Regions from separate parts of the Mus musculus genome. Here all the other regions are linked to region 1. The links are chromatin loops, found by intact Hi-C in ENCODE. Cell type or tissue: heart. All regions are shown on one strand. Region 1 has its middle 7.7 kb from the start of Gm38627. Region 2 holds the start of Olfr560 (olfactory receptor 560). Region 3 holds the start of Olfr554 (olfactory receptor 554).

Region 1 (8,000 bases):
TGGAAGCCAGCCTTCCCAAAACAGTCTTTTCATGTGTTGCCTGCTCTGCCAGAGAAGGCACAGAGCCAGAACAAGCCGCAGAGATATTAGCTGTGGCAGGAACTGATCAATGGAAGCAGGGACCTCAGCCTGCCAGCTGCCAGAGTGTAGAGGCAGCCACGGTCCCAACAGGACTCAGCTCCCAGGAGCGGTGTGGAGAGCTTGTGCCAGGCAGAGAGGTGGAAATGCAAGAAGGGAGCAGTTTGCTGCTCTCCTCATGGGCCACCTGTGAGAGAAGTGCGTGGAAGCCTTGGGAGCCCCCTGGGAGCTAGGTTTGGCACTCACAACCCTCTCTGCAGGAAATGAGAAAGGTAATAGGCCTGCCAATTTGGCCACTTGAAAGACCAAGTGGCAAGAATGGAATTCCCCCTGCTTCCGGCTCGTCCCTCTGTCCAGGGGTGATCATCAGCACACAGCCATGTGCTATATAGCAACATTTCATTCAACACCAGACCACACACACAACAGTGGTCCCATAAGATTATAGGAACCAACAGTCCTGCTGCCGAGTGCATCCTATGATAAGGAGTACAGCCCACTACTCATACGAGATCCTGAGCTAATGAAACTGAGCTGTCAGTTGGATAAAGGCCTAACACATGCAGTCACATGCAGGAAGGACTGCATACTCATAATACCCAGGTAGTGCGCCACCAGGAAGGGTCCTGGAGGAGTGCCAGGAATAGAGGCACACGGTCTCTCCTCACACAAGCCTGCTCTGCCAGGGAAGGCTCTGTGCCAAGACAGGCCACAGGGAAATTAGCTGTGGCAGGAACTGGCCAAGGGAAACAGGGACCTCAGCGTGCCAGCTTCCAGAGTGCAGAGGCACCCACAGCCCAGCAGGACTCAGGTCATGGAAGTGGTATAGAGAGTTGTGCCAGGTATAGCAAAGGAGGCTTATGTATTAAATACAATATACTTTTAAACATGTGTATGTAGTCACGCGTGGCTACAGTATGGGTGGAGGTCAAGGTGTGGCCACAGCCTTGTGTGAAGGTCAAGGACAACCTTGGCTATCAATGGACTAGCCAGCACAGAAGCCTTCAGAAACTGTCCTGCCTCCGCCTCCTATCCAAGATTCCATAGAAGCCCTGGAGTTCAGACGTGCTCTGACCCCAGTAATCTTACATTAATTTCAGGGAACTCCTGATAGAAGAAACTAATTTAAGCAGTACTCAGCATCACACCTACAGTTATGCTTTAGCATAACTCTGGGTTGCATCTGGGATTCTCCAGTGCTTGACTTCATACCACACTCTGCTCAGCATGGCCTTGGAGCAGTAAGAGATACAGCTGGGGTATACCCGACTATACCAACCACCTAAGCTTCCGTAAGTACACTGCAATATTCACACAGCAGTGAAACCGCCTTAAAGAGAAATGTCTTGACATACAGCCCCATTGTCAAGCAAGTTGTGCTTGTACCACACAGATGACACACACAGTGCACAGTGGAGGAGAGAGTTGCCACAGGCACAGGTAAGAGTGATCTGAGGATGACAGAGATACATTAAAAATACAGAGTCAAGTTCCTCTGTAAATCAGCATCCCACACCCTGAGGCTGGCCAGCACATTCAAAAGGAAATTGGAAACAGCTCAGAAAAATAACAGTATTTTGAAGAAACAAAGGTAATGAATGGAAAGAGGGCTTTGCATAGCAGCAAAGGTTCCCTACCCTGCTCCCATAGGTAGGAACACCAAAGGGCAAAGAACTCAGGACCCTTAACTTTCACTGGATTAAACTCTTGGTTTTTTAAATAAAAGACAAGGTTACAGGGCCAGATTGCCAAGCCCTATGTCCAGATCGAGCTAAAACTAATCAGGCTCAAAATGGCTACACAAAGGACAAAAGAAAAGTGTGAACGGGAGAAAACCGCATCCGGTGAAATGTCCTTTGTAAATCATCCAAATCAACTCTGATGTCAGACACTCTGTCAGAGCAAAATCACATCTGCTCTTAATTAACCCTGATTCCGGAAAGCGACAGCTGAACTATAGATAAGACCTCAGTGAGGGGTCTGTAACAGTTTCCCGGTTTCTCTGACCCTTCACTGCAGCCGGTAGGCATCTGATGGATAACTGAGGCAGATAAAAGCTGGCCACTTCTGTCTTTATACTGTGTCTGTCCCTGTACTCTCTTAACACTTGTGAGTCAGACCCTGCTCAACTCTGCATGTAGACATGTCGATCACTTAAAATGTTTATTTTCCCAGATGAGAATGCTAGCACACACATTTAATTCCAGCACTCAGGAAGGAGTCAGAGGCAGGTGAATCTCTGTGTTCAAGACCAGCCTGGTCTACAAATTGAATTCCAGGACAGCCAGGGCTACACAGAGAAACCCTGTCTTGAAAAACCGAAAGAAAACTTTTTTCCAAAATTGTAATTTAGAGTTATCTTAATCTGTTTGCTGTTTCGAGCTTCGTATGTGTTTATTGGCAACTGAAGGACATACAGTTTGATCATATGGCCCATACCAAACCTGAGGCTACTATCCCTGTACATGGCAATGAACTGCTCAGCAGTTCTGGTTTCAGTTGGAACTGTAAGCCTGCAAACCCTCAGGCCAGATTGTACCCAGGAAGGAAAGCACCTCCACTGTGCCCATGAGCAATGGGAAATTAGCAAGCATTATTCTACCCCACCTCCAGATCAATAAAGGCTTACTGCCCTTGATCTGTGAGCAGCCTGATACCTGCCTCCAGTAAACTGAAGTCAGGCAACTGGAGCTGGTGGCTCAGGAAAGGAGCCTTGCCCAGCTCCACAATAAATGCCTGAGTCTCACTTCTACTGTTCCCACAGACCAGTAACTTCCTCTTTTTCTGCAAACTCAGAATAGGGCGCTCACCAGGCATTTAATCTGCCAGCACCCGAGTCTTGAAATACTCAGCCTCCAAAACTGTGAGAGATGAATGATAGTGAGCCACTGGGTTTGTCGTGGCCAGCAGAGCAGACGAGGTGCTATCCTCAGACAGACATTATCCCTCCCCAACCCAGTCTGACAGAAGCACAGACATTGAAATCCCTGCGTGGTGGACTTCAGGTCTGAGATTAGCTTGTAGCACTATTGCTTTCTAGTCCGAAGGGACAAAGACACCGAACTGGGGGGAGAGGGACAGCTCTGCGGTAGATCCACACCCTGCACTGTAGAGAACAGAAAGACACAGGAAGCACTACCCTATGAGTGTTGATCCTAGCAAGTGAGTTCCAGAGAATTTAGCCCCTTTTCAGAGTCATGGCCATCCCAAGTAGGCCTGGGTTCTCTGATGGGGCTAACAATGCCAAATACAGGTTTAAAGACTGGAGGAGGGAAGGGGGGAGAAGGGGTGTAGAGGTTGGGCTTTTGTTTCTTGTTGATTTGGTTGTTGTTTTGTCAGCGGTGGGGGTCGTTTAGTTGGTTGGTTTTGGTTTGGTTTTGCTTGTTTATTGATGCCAGATCTCCTGTATCCCAGGCTAGTATCAAACTTGCTGTGTAGTCAGGGTTGACTTTGAACTTCTGATCTACCTCCACCTCTGCATTGCAAGCACGTGCCTCCACACCCTAATATGTGATCTTTTGACATCCTAATTTTAATTTTCCCTTGGTAAGGAGAAGAGAAAGATTAACTGGATTTAAGCTAGAACACAGCTGAGCATTGAGAAACACAGCCTGCTGCCAAGTAATAAATAAAGCTGAAAAAGTGAGGTGCCCGGGCATGTTCACCCAACATCAGCTTTCCCTACTGCTCCATCAGCCCCCGCCTGGTTCCAAGTTTATCGAGTTTATTTTAAAAGCTTAGAGAGAAGAATCGGGAACGATGTTTGGTCGTGGAGGAAACTGAGCGCACGGGTGTCTTCCAGTTTCGCGCTCACCCTACAGGCTCGTTCCGTGGACTCGGGCGCCCCCACGCGGCGGCACGCACAAGCCTCGGGCGCCCGGGTCCTGGTGACAGAGCCACCAGGCACCGCGCTCCCAGCTCACAGCCTTCGGCCGCCCTCAACCCCGCCGCTTCCCACGGGCCTCGTCAGAGCATGGGGACTTAATGTTTACGAGATCGCCAGGCTCCCGCGGGCCGCTGTGGCGACAGCCAGCCCGCGGCGCTAACGAGCCCCAGCGGAGCGCCGCGGAGGCCCGGCTTTGGCAACCTGGCGCAAGCCTGCCGTGGCCGCCTGCAAGCAAGCTCCCAGTGCCACCCACGGAAGCCGAGGTCGCCACAGCCACACCAACGAGTGGCCAGGGAGACCGAATCTAGGGTTTCCGGTGTTTTGCTGGCCCGATCTCCAGATCCACCCCTCCCGGTCCATTCAAAAGCCTTGACCACTGAACCCTAGACCCTGGCCCAGTAATCTCTCCCCAGTGACCAGTGGTCAGGCGGAAAAAGGAGAGAGAGTAATCATTATATCTCATCCTGGGGTGTGTTCAACTTATTCTCCAAACTGACAGCGCTGGGGGTCACCTACTAACTTCTGGGCAAGAGCCACACATCAGAATGAGGATCAATCATGACTTGTCCCCAGAAGAGAGTGAAAGGCTCACATTTACAGTCTGTGTGCCAGGAACTGTGAAACTACTTACATTAATTTCCTCAGTCCTAACAACACTGCGATAGGCCCTGTTGTACATACACAGTTGTTCGCATTTCAGAGAAGGAAACTGAGACCTAAGCCCACATGGTGACCCTGAGACCCAGAGACCGATTGAGGCAAAACAAAAGCTCTCCGAGCTTGGCTCGGTTAAAGACCATCCTCCACTACGTAATCAGTTACAGTAGAGGCTAGCCTGGGCTATGTGAGACCCTGCCTCAATTTTTTTTAAGGTGAAGAGAGCCTTGCATTTTTCCTAAGTATCTTCCAGGACACACACACACACACACACACACACACACACATATACGCACGCACGCACGCACGCACGCACTACACAGGAAAAAGCTCCATGGCCCTGCAAGTTGAGAACCACTTACTTAAGCTACCCTCCTCAGCTTTGGGGAGTAGTAGCTGACAATTTCTTTTAATCAGTTGGAGTCTTTCCGAGGGGGACAGATGTTTCTCTTGGTTTAAGTCTGGGTTTTGATGCTTACCATAGCAGAACTTCCTCTTTCAACATACACTAGCATCCTGTGGCACTGTCTGACGGAGTATACTTTGGGATACGTCTCAAATGTTCATAATGACAACATTTTCTGGCCATTTTCCTGTGCACTAAGCACCATCGCATGTGCCAATCTACCCCTTAAAACTCCCTGGATAACTTGGGGGGAGAGAGAAAAATTCAGAGCTGAGAATGCTATGGGTGGTAACGAAAAGCTTCCGGGCTGAGGGCTGGGGGCATTGCCACACTTGCCTGCTACTGTCATTCTCCCATTTTGCAGAATGAAACTGATGTGCAGAGCCATGACATCACTTTCTCTAGGTCATAGTCACGCTAGTGAGTGGACCGGGACTCAGGCATGGTGTGGCCAGGCCTGTGCTGGTACTTAGGACAGCCTCCATGCTGCCCCTCCACCGTACTTGCAGGGTTAGGGTCCTCATCTCAGGGCTGAGTCCTCATGAAAGCTAGTTTTCTGTGAGAGGGTCTCTTCTCCTTCAAGGGCCTCCCCCTTCTACCTGTCCGTCAAAACCACCATCACAGACACCCCCGTAGGTGAAGAAATGGGCACAAGATTTGAGTTTAAACAACTCCTTGTTGGATTCTGGCACCACTGTTTACAGTCTGGTTGACTTTAGGCAGCTAATTTGGCCATCAGTTGCACTGAGGAGAATCTAAGCAACCTCTGCTACCTTATGGGACCTGAGGTGGACTGAGGTCATCATTGTGAGAACTCAGTAAACCCTGTTTCACACCTTTCATACTTCACTCTGGGAACTCTTCCCTGACTGTCTCCACCCCATCTCTCTACAGGGGGCTTGAGGCTCCTCTGCTAAGGGAGTACCCCACCTCAGCTTGCCACACCCTTGATCCTGAAATAATGGCCCTGTGTATCTGAATCCTCCAGTAAAAAATACCTCCAAGGGCCAGCCTGTTCACTGCTGTATCTGCAGGGCCTAGTACCACCAACATTGGCACACAGTAGGATTTCACTTGATGCCTGGTGGATCAGTGGCTGGATCCTAGCAACTGGAAATATGGTTATTGAAAACCCACCATGCCAAGGCCCAGTTCCAGCATTCCACATGGACCCTAACTCATTTAATAAAACTAGCATCTGAGAGGAATGCTAATATTTTCTTATTTGGAGAAAGAGAGGCACGGGAATGTACCCAATAAATAATGGAGAAAGGACGTATGCCCGGTTTCGCTTTGGAGGCTGCAAATGGGTACACAGATGAATGCCTGCCTAGCTTCACTGAGATGGGCAGCCATGCAAGTCTTGCCTCTCCTGTATCTCCTCCCATCTGTGCAGTGAGGGATGGACCTGGTTACAGACGGGGCCCTTGGTTTTCTGGAGGCTTAGGGAACATTGGGAGAATAAAAAGAGACACTTGGGCTAAAGGAGACCTTAAAACAGCACAGTCACTAGGTCAACCCAGCTTGAAGCAGAGAGTGCAATGGCCAGCAGGGCAGGAAGCCCACACCCGTGATTATGAGCACCCAGGTCAGAGCTGGCTCTAGTTCAGTTTATCTGCAGCAAAGAAAGGTCAGAGTCAAGGTCACAGCAGGGCTAAGGACAATAACAACCACTGCTAAATAACCAGCTCTTCAGTGTGTGTGATGTCATCTGGTCCTCACGTCAACTCTGTGACTGTTATTGCTAAGAATGATGGTCTGAGAGGCCTGAGCCTGCACCAGAGTCACATGTGGTCACTGTTGATTGATAGATCCACTAAGATCTTTCACACACTAAAAATCACTCTATCTCTTTAAGCCGAGAGGAGGCAGGGCCCAAGGGTCATGCCTGCGCAACTGGCAGGCAAGTAAGAGAAGTAGCCACTTTGCTCATTAAAAGTTTGGCCAGGCAAGCAAAGTGGGCACCTGGGGCAGATGGGACTCCCTGAGATGCAGGCCTCAGCTGGACCAGGCATTAGGCCCAGGCTGCTGTAATTGGGCCCCAGGTGCCCTGCTGAGTCTGTGTCCTCATGGGGAGACTAAAGGAGACACCAAGGTCCAGTTCATTATGGCTTAATTAGTGGTAAATCACTTGGCAGCCTCGGGGACACTGCAACGAGCTCAGAGCGAGAAAAGTTTGAGCCCTCGAAACTTCTTCCCATGCGGCCCACAACTTTCTTTGCTGCAGATAAAACTTTTCCCAAGCCCGAGGGACACTAAGTCCCCATTGATGCCCAGGTTTCTCTAGGTTGCTCAAGCCCAGTGTGCCATCAGAGGTTGGCCTAAGACCCAGCTACTGCCTGGCCATCTGGGGCACTGCTGGCTCCTCAGGCCTCGGGCTGGCCTCAACTTGGTGAGAGATGCCCTGGCTTTGTCCCCCATCCTGTCTTGGGACACATACAAGGTCAAGCACCACAACACTGGAACATGGTCTCATTGCCACCCGGATGATGGTCCCTCCACTCCCAGGGCAGGTCACAAGTGCTCCCCCACCACCTGAGCCTCATTTCCTTCTCACAGCAGCCACAGGAGGGAAGGAGGGAGGGAGGCTGATGTAGAGATGATGCCAGTGACAAATGGCCACTGTTTCAGAAGCAAACATCTTACATACTTGCAACTCATCCACGAGGCAGACACTCTCACCTCTACGTCCAGATAAATAAGCCAAGCCCCAGACACTCCCCGATTGCCCACCTCCTGCAACTGCCCCCTCGTAGAGAATGGTAGCTTTGGACTGAGACAAGTTGGGGCTCAATCTTAACTCTGCTGCTACCTGTGTAAATGCACATAAGATACGTGTTTAGCTTCTCTGAACCTCCGTTTATAAATGGGAAGGGGGCTTTTAAGCACATGTACTACAAAAAAATTATGCGAGTAAAGGCAGTGTCTATAAAACACCTGTCATAGGCCGAGCCCAAGGTAAACTTTTATTGA
Region 2 (8,000 bases), 240 kb before region 1:
ACCACATTATCCTTTCCAAGAAATTCAAGATTCTTATGTTTTCAATCACTCACTTCTCCCTCACCTAAAGGAGACTCACGTTAAGGACCCATTTTGCTTGGTTTTTCTTATAGTTATCTGTTACTACTGTTACCTCTCACGTTATCTATGTCCAGAGCACACTTACCCTGTTTTCACTCCTGTAACTCATATCTAACCACCAAAAGTTAGTTACAACTCGTCTTCTTTGTTGCTATTTCCTAAAATTAATTTCTCTCAACACTTAACCCAGACCCATTCACATACACACAACACTGATACTTGGCCCTGTACTTTCTATATCCTATCTCTTAGATATCCCCTACCTTAGTAGCCCATTTCTTCATCTATGACCCTGAGGTTCTTGCTGTACCTATACAGTATCTAATGTGACATTCATATTCAAAACTGATCAATTTTTGTTGTTGATAAGAGTCACTGGGCTCATATTACAGAAGATGTTTTGGTACTTACAAGTGTGGGGTATATGATCTATGACAACTTCTTTGGCTACCTCAGGTACAAAATCATCTCAGACTTGCTTCATGTCTTAGTAACTTACAAAACTCTGTGAGCACCCAATATATACATCTACTATTGACTGACCTAAATGTTTATGATAGGTGGTCAACAGCTTATAAAATATTCCTGGCTGTGAAAAGGGATGGCAAGTCCTCTCTTGGTCTAGCATCTATGAAGAGAAATTATAAAAAATTCTTGTCCAAGAGTGACAAACAGCCCAGATGAGACAGAGACAAAGCAGGCAACTTGAGTTCTCTGCTGCCAGATCAAACTGTACTGTACATTTTGCTTTGTTTATCTTCTTTCATCAGGAAAGAAAAGGAAGAAATTATCAAGAGGAAAGAAAACTGGGCATGAATAAATTAAATTATTGCTAAGTGAGTTACTAAGAAATCAGGATAAAAGAGAAATTATTCACTCAGTAGTTTGACTTTCTAAAGTCATCTTCTTAAAACTTTTCAGAATTTAATGACAAAAGCATTAATTGACAAAAATCAACTTAAGCATTATAGGTGAAATAAAAGACATGGTGGCCAGAATTACCAGACATATATGATGACACTGCATTCCATAGCCAATATTGTTCACTGGTATGTAACTACACTTTGGAGTTATTCCAAAGCCCCACTGATATTTGACTCTCTCTTGACTATGAACACTCCAAGAGAAGATTTTGTGTTATCCTTTAGTTTCTAATATGGAAGCATGCAAATGACTGTTACTTGAGAAATATCCCTGAGACTGAGAGGCAAGATCCGGGGAAGATCCATTGCAAGATAATTGCTGTTTAATGGTCTTTCTTATGGCATTTGAAAAGTGTTAGCATTCTTCTCAATGTAGACAACGCATGGAAAATATTCAATGCTTTTCCTTTCTTTCTTTCTTTCTTTCTTTCTTTCTTTTTTTCATTTTTTTAAAGATTAATTTGTTTTTATGAGTACAGTGTTTCTGTCTTTATACATACCAGAAGAGGGCATCAGATCCTATAACAAATGGTTGTGAGCCACCATGTAGTTGCTGGGAATTTAAATCAGGAACTGGAAGAGCAATCAGCGCTCTTAACTGCTAAGCATGCTCTCCCACCCCACTGCTTTTAAATCACAAATTACAATTGTATATATTTATAAAATACAATGTGATGTTTCCCTAAACATATATCTTCTGGAATGATCAAATCAAGTTAATTAGTGTACCTAACACCTCAATTTGTTATCATTTGGGGGTAGTTACAGCAGTTAGAATATCCTCTTGCACCTGTTTAGAAGTATATAATACACCAATATCAATGCTTAATTCTTTTCATTTTGATGATCATACATTTCTAACATTAATGTCATTATTCTCCTGAGGACACTCACGAATGAAAACGTTAGAGTCCCAAACTATACTCAACAAATAACTTTTACCTTTTTTCTCTAATAGCACAATAATTTCAATTATTTTCCTAATTTATGTTTAATAAGGTTCCCTAGGGTGCCCCTTACAGTGGAACTTCATGTGAGTGTGTGTGTGTGTGTGTGTGTGTGTGTGTGTGTGTGTGTGTGTGTGTGTGTGTGTGTGTGTGTGTTCTGGAATAAATTAGGTATCCCTCTGTGCCCCCTCACATCCTACGCTTGCTGTCTGTCATTTAGTGCCTTTCTTTTCCACCAAAGGACCTACCCCACACTGACCACTTCTCATTAAGCCCTCTCCAAACACAGCCTTAATCTGTTTATATCCAAACGTCCATTTCAAATTTACATATACCTATCTGCCTAGTCTAAATTTTCTACTCAGTGGGAAATGTGATCTTTTTCAATGAAGATCTATTTTCCTCTGCAAAACAAGAAAGAAACATTTCATTATTTGTCCCAAGCAGTATATTTCCACAAAAACATGCAGAGAGTCTGTTGTGAAGAACTAGTCATTCAAAAATTTAAAGTAAAAATAGTTGAATATGGTAACATGTTTTATCAAGTGGATACTAGTGTTCCACAAGTGTTCCTGTGTAATCCACAGCTGGAGGAGTGAAAGGCCAGATCACAGACATAGGCAGCTAGAAGCAAAAACTCTCAGAGGCGAAAAGTTGTGGGCTGAGACAGTTCTTTCAAGAATAAAAAATACAGTTGCAGTAGTTGAAATCATAAATTTTTTTTACCAATTTAAAGGTGTCATTTCTATTTTTGTATGTTGTATAGATGCTCATATTTGGTCAAATGTATGTTGGATAAGATTATTTATAAATAGAATACACAAAAGAAATGCAGCTTTTTTGTTTTAGCTTTATTCTATAATTTTAATCTAGCATGCCAACTTTCCAGAACACCACAGCTTCTTCCATCATTTTCCTGCTCACTGGTGTGCCCGGGCTGGAAGCTTTCCACACCTGGATCTCCATTCCCTTCTGCTTTCTCTATGCAACTGCCCTGTCAGGGAACAGCCTGATTCTCTTTGTCATTATCACCCAGCCCAGCCTCCACGAGCCCATGTATTACTTCCTCTCCATGCTATCCACCACTGACCTCGGGCTCTCCATCTCCACTCTGGCCACCATGCTGGGGATATTCTGGTTCAACGCCAGGGAGATCAGCTTCAATGCCTGCTTGTCACAGATGTTCTTCATTAAACTCTTCACTGTCATGGAATCCTCAGTGCTGTTGGCTATGGCTTATGATCGTTATGTGGCCATCTCCAACCCTCTTAGGTATGCCACTATTTTAACTGATTCCAGAATAGCTCAAATTGGGGTGACAATTGTCATCAGAGGGACTGTAATGTTGACACCGATGGTCGCACTTCTTAAGAGACTAACCTTCTGCAGCAGCCGTGTGCTCCACCACTCCTACTGTTTCCACCCCGATGTCATGAAGCTCTCATGCACAGACACCAGGATCAACAATGCAGTTGGATTGACTGCCATGATCTCTACTGTTGGTGTGGACTCAGTCCTTATTCTCCTTTCCTACATCCTGATCATCAGAACTGTCCTCAGCATTGCTTCCCCAGAAGAGAGGAAGAAAGCCTTCAGCACGTGTATCTCCCATATCGGGGCTGTAGCTATATTCTATATTCCATTGATCAGTTTGTCCTTTGTTCACAGATTTGGGAAACGAGCTCCACCCTATGTACATACCATGATTGCTAATACCTACCTGCTGATTCCTCCTGTCATGAACCCCATCATCTACAGTGTGAAGACCAAACAGATACGTAAAGCTGTGATAAAAGTTTTCCAATCTAAAGAAATATAGAATCATAAAAGCCTAGAGCTAAACGGCCTGCTTCAGGCCATGTTGTCAATTAAGGCTAGACTACATCTTGAATGTCAGTTACTTTAGCCCCTTTACTTCACAGATGAGGAGACGCTGATATATAAGTGAGAAGCAATATATAGCCTTATGCCTAGAGTTCCTCTTCCTCCACACCATTTCTTCTAAGCTGGTGCTTTTCTAACTTTGTCAATAGCCCTTTTATTCTTATCTCATCATAGCAGTTACATTTTCATATTAATTTCATATTACATCATTCCTTTGTAGAAAAGTAGGTAGCATTTTCTAACGCTCTGCCATCTACTGTTCAAAGAAACTTCTCTGATGAGGATTGATAGCTTCTTATAGAGAAAGATGTGTATTTAGAAGGTAGTTTGATACTATGTCCATTTGGCAAAATAATAGCAGTAGTTTAATCCTGGGGCCTGTGATCTTCACAACCATGAGTTCTTGGTCAGATTTACAACATTAGACATAAATAAGTACTGTGAAGTTAGCTTTAAAGCACATCATAAAACAGGTGTTTTACCCTCAAAACATTTTACCATGATTTCACCCATGAATATATTTTGCCAGTTCTATCATTATTGCAGCTTGTGGTACTCACAGCTGGGTAAGGTGATCAGTGACTTTTGTTCCCTAGCAGCCTGGATGGCACCTTCTGGTCCTATGAAAACCACCCAGCAGGGGGAGCTTCCAGGTCAGTTCCAGCTTTATTTCTCCAAAGTATGTGGTATCTTGAGAAATAGGGTCTTGCCATCACGTTTTGGTGGTCATCTGAGAGAGTGACAGTAGCCTGCATTATTTTGAGGCCTCTGGGACATCATTTACCAACAACTATAAAAGAGGTATCCTACTCCCAGCACTGGGGATTTTACAACCTACAGCTTCAGGAAGGAGGGAGCATCATCCTTTCTCTTAATTATTGCTTGTCTTGATTTCCATGTGTTGAAATATACCAGAGCTTTGTCCTCGAGACTCTTCTTCTTTTCATACTTCTTTTTCTGGTCATTTCATATTGTATTACGACATTAAATACCATCAATACTGAACAAACATAAATTAGCATTTATAATCAACAATCATCCAATATGTATCAATATTTACATCCAAGTGTCTCAATCATCTTAGATAATCTTAATTGCCCCATAATAAAAATATGTGTTTACCTATAGGCTTCCATAACTAGAAACTCTGTTTCCCAAATTTCTGAGATGAAATACTTGTAGTACCTCTTATGCCTTGCTTTTACTCCTGTTCTACATCTAACTGTCAATCAACAAATCCAGAATCCAACCACTTACATTGCTTCCACTGTTACCATCAGGATGTGAGCCATCACCTTGAACCCAAAGTCATCTGTGACTAGCTTTCTGGAGAATCTTCTTTCATGTATAGAGTAATTATTCTAGTACCTGTGGCAGATCGTATCACTTCCTGTTAACACACTTTTATTGGTTCCTGTGTGCCCAAGAGGAAAACTTCAGTGACTGTAGTAGCATGTAAGGTCCTTTATATGCTCAGAGTCTCCCGACTATTGCAATTCTCTTTCCCAATGTCCTTTGAATCTCCCTAGTAAATTTACATTAGCATCCTAATATCTGCTTATATCATCAGGCACACTACACAGCATTTCATTTCACACTCAACACTTTTCTGTCTGTGATGTTTTTCTCCCAGAGATCTACTGATTATCTTACACCCTGTTTTCATGTAGGTTCTTATTCAAGTGTACCTTACTGCAGGACTCTTAATATTATAAGAATAATAATCATAACAATAATATTGCTCCCTCAGTTTCTGACAGTATCTACCCCTATCCTTACCTGCTTTGTATCAATTCCTAGCACTTTCAAAACCTAACCTATTATATATGGGAGGCAGGGGGGGGTTGTTTTGTTTTTGTTTTCTCATCCCAAGATAAGACTTTTTGAGGATAAGGAATTTGTGTCCTGCCTCCACTTACCTCTTTTTAAAAATTAGATATTTTCTTTATTTACATTTCAAATGTTATTCCCTTTCCTAGTTTCCCCTCCCCCTCCCCCTGCTCCCTAACCCACCCACTCCCATTCCTGGTCCTGGCATTCCCCTATACTGGTGCATAGAGCCTTCACAGGACCAAGGGCCTCTCCTCCCATTGATGACCAACTAGGCCATCCTCTGCTACATATACAGCTAGACCCACAAGTTCCACCACATGTTTTCTTTGATTGGTGGTTTAGTTCCAAAGAGCTCTGGGGGTACTCGTTAATTCATATTGATGTTCTTCCTAGGGGGCTGCAAACCCCTTCAACTCCTTGAGTACTTTCTCTAGCTCCTTCATTGGGACCTTGTGCTCTGTCCAATGGATGATTGTGAGCATGCACTTCTGTATTTGCCAGGCACTGGCAGAGCCTCTCAGGAGACAGCTATATAATGTTATGAGTGCTCTGCTGCATATGTCTGCCTGCCTGAAGAGGGCATCATATCCCCCTATATGGTCATGAGCCACCATGTGGTTGCTGGTAATTGAACTCATGACCTCTGGAAGTGCTCTTAACCTCTGAGCCATCTCACCAGCCCCTCCATTTAAGAATCCTCTTAAGAATTCTTTATCTTCTGCATAGTACTCCAAGCCCAATGAGAACCTTACATTTCTTCTATCCCAAGTATTCTCTGTCACTTCAAGCTTTTGTACAAGCTGTTATCTCTACCTATGGTAGCATTCACTATCATCACCTCCCACTTAGAAGACAGGTGATTTATTTAGAGGATCCCTGACCCCATCAATTTGCCTGTAACCCTACCCGGATGCAACAGCATCACTTTGCACTCATTTCTCATGATGATCCTCTTCAGATTCTGTTTCAACAGTGTTTTCCACAAGGGGCTCTGTATTCACTTCTCAAGACCAAAAGCTGAATCTCATCCACTATTGTCTTGTTTGTAAACTTGTATTAATAGTGTCTGGCTCCCTGTTTCTTTATATCTCCTTTCTTATTGATTGATGCCTTTGATTTGATTTGGTTTTGAAGGAGTTTCACAAAATTCCCCATGGTAACACTGAACTACCTCAACCTTATAAGTAGCTGGGATCACATGTGTGTGCACCACCACACCTAGTTCCATACTTTCTTTCAACCTCAGTTGAACTAATATACAAATAAATAAATAAGATCTTTAAAGATGTATAAGAATTTAGATGGCACACAAGAACACAGCAACCTTCTCATAGTTTCCAAGACATTTATTCATGAAGCTTCTCTTTTTGAAGGATGCTGTGCAAGATGCCCTCTGATCATTTGGCTTAGTGCAGCCTTGTATCTCTCTCTCCTTTCCAACATAAAACTTCCCTTGATATATTCCTTGATAAAGATGAGTTAAAAGCAAAGAATTAGTTATGGAGCCATTAGTGTGGATAATTTATATTTTGGAAAAAAACACCAATTTCTGTTTATTTCCATCCCTTTTGTTCTCTAAACCTCAGGGATCATGCTCTTCATACAGTAATAACTCAAAATGAAGCAACAATAAAAGTCCAAAATAGCTGCATAAAAATCCAAGAAGGAAAGATGGAGAGATCAAAGAATGTGGGCTTCCATGTTAGATTTTGCCTGCTTCACTGCATAAGGTGTGGAACTTGGAAAGCAATGAGGCAGAGTAGGAGTGACTTGAGCTGAGAGCAAAAGATGACAGTATTCAGTATTAAAACTGGAGAAGAGCACTCCTGTTAGTTAACCAGTACCAAATGGTCAGCCCTGAAAACATTCATAGCAAGTAACAAAGTATAGTCTGAGCTGGTTGGATTCATGCATTTAGGAATATACATTATATACACATACAAATATACATATACATCATATACTTATACCTATACATCATACATATATACATCATATACCTATTCCTATACATCATACACTTATAAATGTGCATATGTATGTACATATTTAGATAATCCTATACCTATACTTATACTTATACCTATACCTATACACCATATACATACGCATATTGTAACAATTAATGAAAAATAGGTCAGAAATTTGAGAGTAAGAAGGTTTTATATATATATATATATATGCATATATGGAAGGGATTGGAGAAAGAAGGTAGAAATTATGTAATTATATTATAATATCAAAACATTAAAGAATATTTTTCTTTTTATTGTTTTATTAGTTATGTCCAGGTGAGACTTCCCCCCCCCATTATTTGGTCATTTCATTTAGA
Region 3 (8,000 bases), 120 kb before region 1:
TACATTATGAAAAGTGGACATTGTTGTATATAAATAATTCTCATTTGTGTCCCCAAATGTAGCAAGACATTTTTCCCTAGAAAGAAAAAAAAAACAGTATTCTTGGGCCATATAATAAACATCATTGAATATACAGTGCTACACAACATTTAGAAGAAATCATGAAATTTCATACACATGGAATTTCATGTTACACTATAATATCAACATAAACTTAACAAGCAAAATAAAAAAATATATGTTTAAATGAATGGATGAATTCTGATAGTATGATCCTTAATGAGTGATATTTTACATCAATAAATAAATCGCCCTGAGGTAAATATTAATTCATTCAGTATATGCGGATCATATTAGAATGATCTTCTAATGTCCCACTAAGGAAGCAGTCTGCTTGTCAACACTGGTAAAGACTGTGTACTGATAGGATCTTATCTGATACCCACAATAGAATACCCAGCATGCTCATGGAGACAAGGAAGGGACCTTCTACAGAGGTGCATTGATGGGATCATGAAGTATCAGGATGAACCGTGAGCATGGTTTCATAACCCAGGTGTAGTTAGCAGAACACAGGAGGGGCCACTTTTCAAGATCTGGGACTTTGTATAGAAGTAAAGGACATTATCCAAACATGCCTGGTAGGAAGAGAATTTGAGAGCAAGTCTCTGGTTTTCCTTATTACTCTTCTATCTCCTGCTGGTTCCTCATGTTGACAAGGTCCAGCCAGAAACAGGAGAATCTCCACAAGTGTTCACTTTCTAAATGCACCGTGCTGAGACCTGGTGGGGCAAATAGAGAATACCCAGGCCATAGGGTAAGAGAGCTGAGACAGACTCACCCTATCTATGGCCCTCCCTGACTCTGCACAGTGACTTAAGAGACCAGCTGTGAAGTACACTTCCTTCCCAGCCTTCTTTCTTCCTCTTCATGCTGAATATTCCACCTCCATTTCATCTCTTCAGGCCATCTCTAAACACTGATGGCAGTGAAACGGTTACTCAGGACTGGAGAGCTACATTAGAGTAGATGGAGCCAACCTTCTCTCTGGGATCCTAGCACTAAATATCTCCTTATACCCCCTGGTCAGAAGCAAGCTGTGTACCCTAAACATGCAAGGAGACTGCAAAAGTGCCTCAAAGAGATGGTAAGAGGTGAGTATTCACATTAAGACAGTCTCCTGCCTCAGACCCCTATCCAGATACATCCCCATTACCAGTCCTGGTCTTGCTGTTCCTCACCACTTTGCCTACTACCTTCCAATGTGAGTGGATATTTGTCAACTCTTCATGTTCTTTTACCTCTGAAGATTATTCATGCTATTTCCTGGCATTGAGACAGTCCTATCTTTTTGCAATCCCCCTGCTGTGGCCTAATTATCACCTTAAGAAAGCCTGCTTTAACCCTTAATTAAGTGTCTTCTGCAATGCAAAATTCTCTGATTTGCTGATGTGAATGTTTCTCCAAATACAATGCAAGTGCCAGAAGGCCAACAGCTTTTTTTTTTCTGTCTCATTCTCTACTATAAATTCCTCAGTAGCACAGTGCATAGCTTGGTTGCATGAGAATAGTGTGCTATTTCTATTTAAAACACTGTAAAGATGTTTAAAAGGTAAGTATTGTGTTTGCATTGGTGTGATAAAAAGATTTCCAAGCACCTTATGTGCAGTCTATGAGGCCCCTACCTTTTTAATAGGGGCATGATGTAGAGTTGGATGCTCAGGAATCCCAGTTATCCTCATCCTCATCAGCTAGAAGTCTTCCTAGTGGTCCCTGCTCTTTTTCTTGTTTCCTCTTCATAAGATGCTTTCCCAAGACTGGATCATGTCAAAAGAGCCCAGAACTCTACACCTGCTTCAGAGACATTGAACTTATAAACACTCTGTGCAAGAGTCTCGGGAATTCCACCAGAGAGTGGTAGAGTGTCTCAGGGTCCAGTGCAGAAGGATAACACCCACATCTGTCCCAAGAGGATGGACAGAGAATCTGCCTGAAATCACAGGCACCTCAGTGTGCCATGGCTGCTCCAAAGTGAGAAAGGGAAGGTCACACCTTCTAAGTCATAGTTTCTTAAATAGAAGACCTGCTCTTGTCCCCCTGTCCTGGCCTCCCTGCAGCTGGCAGATATATTCTGGGGACAATATGCAGAAATCAAAAAGTCTTCCCAAAGTATAGGTGAGTCTTCTTGGACTCAGAAGCGATTGGAGGTCCATATTTATGAAGGCTGTAAAACCTGAGTTTTATCCCTTTACAGTATTGGGGGAAGGGTGGTAGAATCCTGAATTAACACTAAGGTATATCAAAAGACAATACCACAAAAAAAATAGACAGAGACCTTTTTTCCCATGTCTAGTTTACATTAAATAGGAAGGATCATGTATAATCATAAAGGAGCTACTCCACTCCATGCTCACTTATATGCACTAAGACTACAAAACATGCCATTCCTCACAAACTAGTATAGCCAACCTAAGGAAGCAGTGGGGTGCTTATGGGTTATGAAGCATCATGTTGTAAAGCATTGGGCAAATGTCTCCAAAGCTCCAGATGTTTGAATCTGTGTGACCTCAAACAGTTCCAACTCTGTCTTCAAGAAGAAATTGGAATATTTACATCCTTGTATAGTTTTGTAACTTAGGTTCTTGTATATAAGTCAGTGAAATACTTAAATAGCATTATCCCCATCAACAAGATTCTTTAGGAGCTGTTAGCTCTCAAGATCCCAGCAGACGCTGCCTTCCTCCTTCAGATCAGAATCCAGTAAGTTAGGAAAGAGGATGATGCAATAAAGTCATTACAGAGAGGACTCAGTCTCCTCCACTCTCCATGGCACCCTGCAGCTACAGAGCCCCCAAAAGAAGGTGGGAAGCTTGCAACCTGCTTCACTCCAACCTCAAACTTCACACTCTGCATAAAATTGCCCAAGTATATGTGTTCTTTTTTGAGTCTCTATGCATGGATATATTCAGCCAAGTAAAGAAATGGGAACATTATTCCACACAAGTTCTTATGTAGCTTCTGAGTCTTGGTTCGTCATTCTGACCTCAGACACATGAACTCTACCATTAGTAAAGTTAGTTCATCAGAAGAGCCTTTTATAACTAAATAATTTTGCATTGTATTCAAGACGTTTTTAAGACAATAATAATTGGAATGTACTAACTCAAAACCTTTTCATCTTCCCAATTAACAGAGAAAGGTGTACATCATATGTGAAGAACTATGTTAAAGGTATCACTTTTCCTCCACAAAATGGTCTTAAGTATATATATAAAATACACATATTATATATAATTTGCCTACATTCAGCCTAGGAATCAGAAGCAAATCCATCATTCTAACCCTTTCCAGTAGAGGGCGCCAAACCTGAAAACAAGAGGATAACAGGAACAACTGGGTGCTCTAATAAGCGTTTTCTGCACATAGCAGGGCAGTTGCCCCTAGGAGTTCACAGCAGCACAAGACCTGTGCAAGCTTGAGCCACATAAAATCACAGTGAGGAAAGGGAAGTAAACACAAAATCCCTCCCCTAGCTCAGGAGCTGTTAGCGGTTGACAACTGTTGAGAGACAAAGTCTCTGTCCTTAAAGGCAGAGCTCTTCCTGCAATAAGCCACCATCCAAAGAAAGCCACAAATCCAAGAAAAATGGGCAGAACAAACTTTACTTGATTGTCTGTTGTTTGTTTGTTTGTTTTAAAATAAGACACAAAGTTGAGTGGTCAAGGAAGGCAGGAATAATGGGGTAAGGTGTCTACAGTCAAAATACATTACATAAGATTTTCAAAGACATAAAAATGAGAAGATACAAAATGCATTTAATGATTAAATGATATATGGGCACTTTTTTAAAAAGAGAAATGTGACATCATTAAATGTTTTTATTTGTCACCTATATAGTGATCTTATTACTATCATTATTGTTGTTATTATTATTATTATTATTATTATTATTATATTTAACCTGTTTTTTCAGTCCTGTCATTATGCCCGTCATGATCTGCCCTCTGACCGTTCCTCATCCCATACTACCTCCCCCAACCCTGTCTCCAAGAGGATGTTCTAACCCTCACCCCACCAGACCTCTCCACACCCTGGGGCCTCAAGTCTCTCAATGGTTAGGTGCATCTTCTCTCACTGAGGCGACACCAGACAGTCCTCTGCTGTATATGTGTCAGGGGCCTCATATCAGCTAGTCTATGCTGCCTGGTTGATGTCTCAGTGTCTGGGAGATCTCGGGAGTCCAGGTTAGTTGAGACTGTTGGTCTTCCTAAGGGGTCACCCTCCTCCTCAGCTTCTTCCAACTTTTCTCTAATTCAACCACAGGGGTCACCAGCTTCTGTCCATTGTATGGGTGTAAATATCTGCATCTGACTCTTTCAGCTGCTTGTTGAGCCTCTCGGAGGGCAGCCATGCTAGGCTCCTGTTTGTAAGCATACCATAGCATCAGTAATAGTGTCAGGCATTGGGGTCTCACCTTGAGCTGGATCCCAATATGGGCCTGTCACTGGACCTCCTTTCCCTCGGGCTCTTCTCCATTTTTGTCTCTGTAGTTCTTTTAAACAGGAACAATTCAGAGTTAGAGTTTTTTACTGTGGGATGGCAACCTCATGCCTCCACTTGATGTTCTGTCTTTCTACTGGAGGAAGACTACAAATTCCCTCTCCCCACTGTAGAGCATTTCATTTAAGGTCCCTCCCTTTAAGTCCTGAGTCTCTCACCTCCCAAGTCTCTGGTACATTCTGGAGGGTCCTCCCACCTCCCACCTTCCCTGGATGCCTGTTTCCATTCTTTCTGCTGGTCCTAAGGGCTTCAGTTCTGTCCCCCCCCCCCAATACCTGATTATGTTCCCCTTTTCCCCTCCCTGTCCCCTCTCCTACCTAGGACTCTCCCTCCTACTGCCCACCCCCTGTGATTGCTTTCTTCTCCCTCCCAAGTGGGATTGAGGCACCCTCACTTGGGCCTTTGGCTTTAGCTAATATCCTCTGATTAGTGAGTATATACCATGCATGTCCTTTTGGGTCTCAGTTACCTCACACAGGATGATATTTTCTAGTACCATTAATTTGCCTGCTAAACACATGATGTCCTCATTCTTAATAGCTGAGTAGTATTCCATTGTGTAAATGAACCACATCGTCTATATCCATTATTCTGTTGTGGGACAACTGGGTTTTTTCCAGCTTCTGGATATCACAAACAAGGCCACTATGAACATAGTGGAACACGTGCCCCTGTGACATGGTGGGGCATTTTTGGGGTATATGCCTAAGAGTGGTATAGCTGGGCCTTCAAGTAGATTTATTTCAAATTATCTAAGGAATCTCCAGGTTGTTTTCCAGAGTGCTTGTACCAGTTTTCAATCCCACCAGCAATGGAGAAGTGTTCTTCTTTCTCCACATCCACACCAACATATGCTGCTGTCACCTTAGTTTTTTATCTTAGCCATTGTGATTACTGTAAGGTAGAATATCAGGGTCATTTTGATTTCCATTTCCCTGATCACTAAGGACTTTGAGCATTTCTTAAAGTGTTTCTTGAACATTTGAGATTCCTCTGCTGTGCATTATCTGTTTAGTTCTATACCCCATTTTTTATTGGATTGTTTGGCTTTTGGGGAGTTAGCTTCTTGAGTTTTTTATATATTTTGGATATTAGCCTTCTATCAGATGGGGGGGCAGTTAGTGAAGGGTTTTTTCCCAATCTGTAGGATGCCTATTTGTCTACTGACTATGACTTTGCCTTACAGAAGCTATTCAGTTTCATGAGGTCCTATATGTCAATTCTTGATCTTATAGCCTGAGCCATTGGAGTTCTGTTTAGGAAATACTCCCCACCCCCGGGCCAATGAGTTTGAGGCTCTTTCCCACTTTATCTTCTGTTAGATTCACTGTGTCTGGTTTTATGTGGAGTTCCTTGATCCACTTGGACTTGAGCTTAGTGTAAGATGACAAATATGGATCTATTTTCATTTTTCTGCATGTAAACTGCCAGTTAGACCAGTACCATTTATTGAAGATGCTATCTTTTTTATCCATTGTATAATTTTGGCTTCTTTGTCAAAGATCAAATGTGCATAAGTGTGCAGTTCTATTTCTGGGTCTTCAATTCTATTCCATTGATCAACTTGTCTGTCTGTGTACCAATACCAAGCCGTTTTTATCACTATTGCTCTGTAGTATCACTTGAGGTCAGGGATAATGATTCACCCAGAAGTTCTTTTATCGTTAAGAATTGTTTTTACTATTCTGGGTTTTTTGTTTTTCCAGATGGATTTGAGAATTGCTCTTTCTATCTCTGTGAAGAATTTTTATGGGGATTGCTTTGAATCTGTAGATAGCTTTTGGTAGGATGGCCATTTTTACTATGTTAATTCTGTCAGACCATGAGCATAGGAGATATCTTCATTTTCCAAGGTTTTCTTTGATTTCTTTCTTGGGAAACTTGAAGTTATTGTCATACAGATGTTTCATTTGTTTGGTTAGAGTTACCCCAAGAAATTTTGTACTATTTGTGATTATTGTGAAAGGCATTATTTCCCTAATTTATTTCTCAGCCTGTTTATCATTTGAATAAAGTAAAACTACTGATTTATTTGAGTTAATTTTATATCCAGCTACTTTGCTGGAGTTGTTTATCAGCTGTAGAAATTCTCTGGTAGAATTTTTGGGGTTGCTTATGTATATTATCATATCATCTGCAAATAGTGATACCTCAACTTCTTTGCCAATTTCTATTCCATTGATCTCCTTTTGTTGTCTTATAGCTCTCACTGGAAATTCGAGTACTAGGTTGAATAGATATAGGGAGAGTGGGCCTCCTTGTCTTGTCCCTGATTTTAGTGGGATTGCTTCAAGTATCTCTCCATTTAATTTGATGTTGACTGTTGGTTTGCTGTATATCGCGTTTATTGTGTTTAGGTATGGGCCTTGAATTCCTGATCTCTCCAATACTTTTTTTCAACAGTACTCATGACATTATTGCCTACTTAAGTTTCTGCATGATAATTATTTTTCTTTATGGATGTGTACATATGACTTAGTACTTCCTCTCCATCTTTCTTGATGTGTCATTCATAAGTAAAATGTATATATTTAAGTTGTGGGATATACCGAAAGAAGTATACAGAATATATATGGATTACTAGATTCAACCTACTAAGTATAGACATTACTTCCCACTTTGGTTTAGTGATGATCTTGGAGATCTAATACCTTTGAAATATAAGTATACAACAAGAACATTTAATGAAAAAGAGACCAGGAGTTTGATCTCCAATACTTTTTTTTATTATGTATTTTCCTCAAATACATTTCCAATGCTATCCCAAAAGTCCCCCACACGCTACCCCCACCCCGTTCCCTTACATACCCATTCCCATTTTTTGGCCCTGGCGTTCCCCTGTACTGGGGCATATAAAGTTTGCCTGACCAATGGGCCTCTCTTTCCAGTGATGGCCGATAGGCCATCTTTTGATACATATGCAGCTAGAGTCAAGAGCTCTGGGGTACTGGTTAGTTCATAATGTTGTTCCACCGATAGGGTTGAATATCTCTTTAACTCCTTGGATACTTTCTCTAGTTCCTCCACTGGGGGCCCTGTGATCCATCCAATAGTTGACTGTGAGCATCCACTTCTGTGTTTGCTAGGCCCCGGCCTAGTCTCACAAGAGACAGCTATATCACGGTCCTTGCAACAAAGGCTTGCTAGTGTATGCAATGGTGTCATCGTTTGGAGGCTAATTATGGGATGGATCCCTGGATATGGCAGTCCATCCTTTTGTCTAAGCTCCAAAATTTGTCTCTGTAACTCCTTCCATGGGTGATTGTTTCCAATTCTAAGAAGGAGCAAAGTGTCCACACTTTGGTCTTCATTCTTCTTCAGTTTCATGTGTTTTGCATATTGTACCTTATATCTCGCTATACTAAGTTTCTGGGCTAATATCCACTTATCAGTGAGTACATTTCATTTGAGTTTTTTGTGATTGGGTTACCTCACTCAGG

What was found. Peaks named below come from ENCODE experiments on the same cell type or tissue, not always from the same donor. Only the 100,000 strongest peaks of a DNase experiment are listed, where the experiment ranks them.
Region 2: a loop joins it to region 1, with 14 times the contacts of the local background. A loop is called at or near these places in 8 of 42 quality-filtered maps.
Region 3: a loop joins it to region 1, with 7 times the contacts of the local background. A loop is called at or near these places in 34 of 42 quality-filtered maps.

What each region holds. Positions count from the first base shown.
Region 1 is chr7:102,509,204-102,517,203 of GRCm38, reverse strand. It overlaps the pseudogene Gm8556. Among named protein-coding and RNA genes, the nearest start is that of Gm38627, 7.7 kb to the right of the region's middle. In heart, a CTCF peak has its summit at 3,931; a DNase peak (open chromatin) is centred at 3,983; H3K4me3 peaks cover 989 bases; H3K27ac peaks cover 748 bases; H3K27me3 peaks cover 3,736 bases.
Region 2 is chr7:102,748,753-102,756,752 of GRCm38, reverse strand. Olfr78 (olfactory receptor 78) reads left to right here. Exons shown (of 4, transcript NM_130866.4): 2 at 3,620-4,488. It overlaps Olfr560 (olfactory receptor 560), which reads left to right and starts at 2,826. Exons shown (of 1, transcript NM_147113.2): 1 at 2,826-3,770. The coding sequence starts at 2,826. The coding sequence ends at 3,770. In heart, a CTCF peak has its summit at 4,471 (motif pointing right); no DNase peak of the experiment used is centred here.
Region 3 is chr7:102,632,269-102,640,268 of GRCm38, reverse strand. It overlaps Olfr554 (olfactory receptor 554), which reads right to left and starts at 21. Exons shown (of 1, transcript NM_146325.2): 1 at 1-21. The coding sequence starts at 21. In heart, a CTCF peak has its summit at 3,352 (motif pointing right); no DNase peak of the experiment used is centred here.